Regions from separate parts of the Homo sapiens genome. Here region 1 is linked to region 2. Evidence: chromatin contacts called from ENCODE Hi-C or POLR2A ChIA-PET data. All regions are on one chromosome and are shown on one strand. The core of a region is the stretch at or near the end of the contact, and the rest is flanking DNA. Distances in the headings are between cores, read along the strand shown. Region 1 overlaps COLQ (collagen like tail subunit of asymmetric acetylcholinesterase). Region 2 holds the start of CAPN7 (calpain 7).

The links. Hi-C counts contacts between places; a loop is a spot of excess contacts on that map. ChIA-PET counts read pairs that join two places held with the same protein, here RNA polymerase II (POLR2A). Pooled maps may share reads with other maps.
Region 1: a map with no recorded cell type shows a loop between it and region 2 (6-fold over the local background). The contact joins the enhancer-like site here to the promoter of CAPN7 in region 2. A Hi-C loop is called at or near these places in 1 of 168 maps with a recorded cell type or tissue (gastrocnemius medialis), 3 of 37 single-sample maps with no recorded cell type and 5 of 50 pooled maps. POLR2A ChIA-PET finds 5 or more read pairs at or near these places in 1 of 52 experiments (OCI-LY7).

What each region holds. Positions count from the first base shown.
Region 1 is chr3:15,503,930-15,506,629 of GRCh38, reverse strand. All of the region lies in intron 1 of COLQ (collagen like tail subunit of asymmetric acetylcholinesterase), which reads left to right. It also overlaps the pseudogene RN7SL110P. Among named protein-coding and RNA genes, the nearest start is that of MIR4270, 9.0 kb to the right of the region's middle. Within about 2 kb of position 1,450, at least 2 of the 41 ENCODE cell types and tissues checked have a DNase peak (open chromatin) inside an H3K27ac peak, as active enhancers do; they include gastrocnemius medialis, where a contact is called at or near this core.
Region 2 is chr3:15,204,996-15,207,695 of GRCh38, reverse strand. It overlaps CAPN7 (calpain 7), which reads right to left and starts at 1,450. Exons shown (of 21, transcript NM_014296.3): 1 at 1,099-1,450. The coding sequence starts at 1,200. It also overlaps the pseudogene COL6A4P1. RefSeq lists a silencer at 1,225-1,744.

The DNA.
Region 1 (2,700 bases), core at 201-2,700, 300 kb before region 2:
TGTCTTTTAAACAAAAATACTGTGAAGAAACCAAGAGGGAGTATCATATGTATAATAGAATATTACAAGTAACCCTTTGAGTAAAAGGGGGAAAATATTATACCTACCTATTTGCTTGTATATGCACAAAATATTCCCAGAAGTATACATAGAAAACTAAGTAATGGTTGGTAATAAATAATTGGAACTGGGTAGCTGAGGGAGAGGGGTAGGAGAAAGAATTTTAATGTATACTTGTTTGTATGTTTTGAATTTTGAATCACATGCATGTAATACCTATTCTAAACAATTAAACAAAACACCATCTGTACAAAATACTACCTTTCATCTGGAGCACAAGATGGAATTTTTTGTCTTTAAAAGTCCTTAGATCCAAAGCAGCAAGGAGAATTGAGATCTCAGAGAGTTTCCAGATTGGTAGAATCACAGGATTATAGTGCTGCAAAAAGCCTAAGGTTTATCTTGCCAACTTGCTCAGTTGATAAGTGCTAGTGCTCAACTGAGTCCAAAGGGATCAACCCTAGGCTCCCCAATTTCTGGAATCCAAGGGTTTTAGTGACTTTGAGACCAATGGGTAGAGAAGCCAGTCTGTGCCAGTGGGCAGCCATGGGACTCCCAGGAACCCAGCCTCCCTCCTCCCCACCTGTTGTGGACCCTTGGACAATAGATCCTGGAGGTGGGATGGGGGGTGCAGGGATGGATCTAGGGAAAGGAATAAGTGAGCCAGGTGGTTTTGAATTACAAGTGCCTATAGAGCTAAACTGTCACCATGGAAAAATGAAGGCATGGAAACGTAGTGGCTGGAAGCACAGGGTCTTTCCACGCAGTCACAGTTGTCAGCAGGTGTTGGAAATAACCCACCCTTTGGGCCCGATGCAGCTGGAAGGTTTTGTCTCTGACCTATGGCCAGATCTCCCGAATAATTCTACAAACTTGTCCTCCCCTGTCAAGCACTGGCAGAAGATTTAATAGCACCGGCTGATTTATGTTGGCTGCTGTAATCAAATTCAGAGTCAAGGCGCAGCCAGCCATGGAGAGGTTTCTTTATGTTCCCTTGGCTCCTAATAGCATTGTCTCCGCCTTCCTCTCTACTTACCACATGCCATTTGGTCAAATTAGAACTTGAACTCAAAAAGCAGATGCCTTTCTTTAGATAAGGTCCAAAATAATTCTCTTGTCAGGGAAAGGGGGATGGATTTGTTTCCTTGACTCTGTGTGTGCAAAGGAGGTATTTTTGATATATGACTTATATAAAATAATGACCGACACGAGATGACTGATTTTCTTTCATCCTTGTAGTGAGGATAGACTTTTCCTCCTCAAGACATCTCTGTGGGTTAGGGGTGGGAGACAGAAGAGAATAACTTCTTATATGGTTTGCAGTGATTCAATGACCTGCTCAAGGCCTCTCAATGAGCGGCTTCAGGTTCCTCCAGGTGGCACTGGTGCCTTAGCTCTGTGCAGCTCCAGGGGCCCCTAGACATTTGCCAACAAGGGAGTTGGGCTGACCTACTCCCAACCCTAATCCTTGTGAACATATCTTCTGGTTCTCTGTTGACTATCTAAAATTTTTTAATGGTATTCTTTTTAAAATTAGGAATAATTTCAAACATTCAGAGAAAGTAAAGATAATTGTTCAGGGAACACCAATATGTCCACTGTTTGGGGCTGAATTGTGTCTCCCCCAAATTCATGTTGAAGCCCCAGTAATACCCAGTACCTTAGAATGTGACTGTATTTCTTTTGGTTTTGGTTTTGGTTTTGTTTTTTGAGACGGAGTCTCGCTCTATTGCCCAGGCTGGAGTGCAGTGGTGCAATCTCGGCTCACCGCAACCTTCAGTTTCCGGGTTCAAACGACTCTCCTGCCTCAGCCTCCCAAGTAGCTGGGATTACAGGCACCCACCACCACACCTGGCTAATTTTTGTATTTTTTAGTAGAGAAGGGGTTTCACCATGTTGGCCAGGCTGGTCTCCAACTCCTCACCTCAAGTGATCTACCTGCCTCGGCCTCCCAAAGCGCTGGGATTATAGGCATGAGCCACCATGCCCAGCCAGAATGTGACTATATTTGGAGATGAGGTCTTTATAAAAGTGATTAAGTTAAGATAAGGCCATTAGGGTGGGCATTAATCCAACTTGACTGGTGTTCTTATAAGAAGAGGAAATCTGAACACACAAAGAGACACGAAGGATGTGTTCCGAAGAGAGGCCATGTGAGGACATGGCAAGCAGGTGGCCATGCCCAAGCCAAAGAGAGAGGCCTCAGGAGAAAACAAACCAGCCACACCTTGGTTTTGGCCTTCCAGCCTCAAGGTCTATGAGAAACAAGTCTCTGTTGTTTAAGCCATTCAGTCTGTGGTACTTTGTTACCCCAGCCCTAGAAAACCAATACACGAACCGCAGCGATTCTGCACTGGCTATCATTTTGCTGTAATTACTCTATCATATATCTGTTTATTAATCTTTTTTATTGATGGATTTCAAGTGAGTTGCAGATTTGTCACCCTCTTTGAAGAATAGAATAGGGGAGGTAAATCCATGTTTGATTGAAGACCACCAGCACACCTGATTGAACCCTCTCTGTGGTCGGGATAATCAGAGATTGTTTACTCATGGGAGTTTACAAACCAGGAAACTGAAACCCAGAGATGAACAGTCATTGGGTTTGATTGGAAAGACGTGATTCTGGGCGTTGGTAAG
Region 2 (2,700 bases), core at 201-2,700:
AGGCCTAGGCTAACGTGTGCCTTAGTTTTTAACTAAAGAATAAAAAAAAAAAAAGAAACAAAAAAACTTACCAAATAAAGATATAAAGAAAATGTTTGTGTAACTGCACAATAAGTTCGTTTTAAGCTATTACAAAAGAGTTAAAAAGTTAAGAAAATTTAGAAGTTTATAAAGTAAAAGGGTTACCGTAAGCTAAGGTTAGTTTATTACTGAAGAAAGATTAAAAAAATTTAGCGTAGCCTAAGGGTACACTGCTTATAAAGTCTACAAGAGTAGAGCAGTGAATGTCCCAGGCCTTCACATTCACTCACCACTACTCACCAACTCAGAGCAACTTCCAGTCCTGCAAGCTCCTTTTGTGGGTAAGTGCCCCACACTGGTGTAGTATTTTTTTTTTATCTTTTATGCTGCATGTTTACTGTACCTTTTCTATGTTTAGATGCACAAATACTTACCACTGCATGTAACTGCACACACCACTGAGTACAGCAACACGCTGCGCAGGCCTGTAACCTAGGAGCAACAGGCCATGCCATACAGCTTAGGTGTGGAACAGGCTGTACCATTCAGGCTTGTGTAAGCGCTTTCTACGGTGTTCGCACAACAACAAAATGGCCTAAGAACACATTTCTCAGAAAATATCACATCGCTAAGGACGCATGACTGTATGTCAAATGCTATGACAGGAGATGGTTTTTATTCTTTTTAAGTTTATTTAACGAGCATGCATTATTTTGATATATATCACAGGCCATTTCCCGCTAGCTGTAAATCAGAGTCAAGTGACAGCAAGAATTGGCTACTAACTACCCATATCTAACACCTGCCCCCCAAAGCGGCTCAACGGTGGGCATTTGCCAGTCAGGACTACAGGTGGAGGAGCGGCGGCTGCAAGCCGCGACCCAGCCTCCCCGCAGCCTCAGCGTCGGCCTCTGCACTCGGGCTTGCCGCTCCCAACAAGAGGAGGGCCGGGAGGCGGACGAGGGAAAAGCAAAGCCGGGGCCGCTAGCCTCCGCACCCGGATCCCGCCCCTCGGCCGCAGGCCCGGGCCGCACTCCGACTGAGCAACTCCGACCGAAGCGCCGGGCCCGGCCCTACCTTGTAATAAAACACCGCCTCGGAGTAGCGGCCTTCGTGGTCGCGCTGAACCGCCAGACGGGCGAACTGCACAGCGTCCCGCTCCAGTGCTGTGGCGTCCATGGCGCAGTGGCCCCGCGCCGGGGCAGGGAAGGAGGCCCTGACGCAGGACGGCTCTTCGCGGACTGCGGCGGCCCGGCGGCGGCGAGGACTCGGGAGCGCCGCGGAAGGAGCGGCAAAGTTTACTTTGGACGGTGGAGGAGAGCTCGCCTTCCCGTTGCCGGGCTGGGGTCCACCGCGAAGCCGCGCCCCTCAGCCCAGACCCGGCTTGTAGCCCACCCGGCCGCCCCACTTCGCGGCCCCAGCGGCCCTCGCCCCGCCCACCAGCCGCCCGACGCAGGCGCAGCCTGGCCCTCACGAGCTCCTTAGAAGCTGGGGCCGCCGAGGCCAGGCTCGCGGGACTGCGCGGGCTGTGGGCGGGGCCGGGCCCACGCAGGAGCCGGGCCGCGGGGGCGGGGCAAAAAGGCCTGCCGCTGTGCACGTGACCGTCGCGGCGCCCGGGATTGAGCAGCTGAGGGCAGGTGCCACGTCCGAGCTGCCCACACACCGCCTTATGCGTGGCGGTGGCGGTGCAGGGCGAGGCTGTTTTCGTCGACAGTGGGCAGTAGAGGGGTACGCGCCTTACAGATCCTTTCCTCTGTTAAGTGTAAGGGATGGGAGTAAAGAGCTAAGGAAGAATGCCTCCCACCAGCATCTGACACATTAAAAAAATTACCGTGAGGACAGAGGTTCTTTAGAGTCACTCTTCGCTAACATTTATTTTCATTTGTTTTCCACAAGCTGAATCATGACCCTATAGCCCCCCACTGTACACCAAGGTCGTATTGATTGAATTGTTAACAAACAAGGTAATGTATTTCCACTTGTACTTACCCTTAGGTTAACTTGATGCTGTTGTAATTAAATACTTAATTAGGTGATTATTTGATTTATGTCTTCTCTCCCCTAAAGGTCTGAAGTCAGCAGTAATAAAAATGAATTAGTGATGGGCACCACCAAATTCATGCTGAGTCAAAGAAGTAAGAATTGAGTACATAATGTATAATTCCATCTATAAGAAACACTAGAAAACACTACGATGTTAGAAAGCAGATCAGTGGTTGGGAAGGGGATACAAAGGAATCTTTTCGGATGATGAGAATGTTTTATATCTCAATGGTGGTGTAAAAATATATACGTTTGTCAAAACTTATCAAACTACATTTTAAGTGTGTACTTTTAATTTTTTAATTATACTCTAAATTTTTTTTCAGTCATTTGGCCTGCATTTAAAATGGGACTCTAATTTCTTAGTTTAAGTGTATTTCTTCACATTTAGTGAAGTTCTTAATAACAACGGTCTCATCAGGCTGTTATAAAGACACACAGAATTTGATTTTGTGCCTGGCCCAAAGATGGCTCTCAAAGGTAGCAACTACAGTTTTATAGCTGAAGCAGGGATGCTTCCTGTCTTTACCACTTTGATCCCAGCGTTGAGCGCAAGCCTTGTTCCAGAGCAGGTGTTCAACAAATATTTTAAAATGTTGAATGAGTCAACTCCACTACTTAAATATATCTAATGTG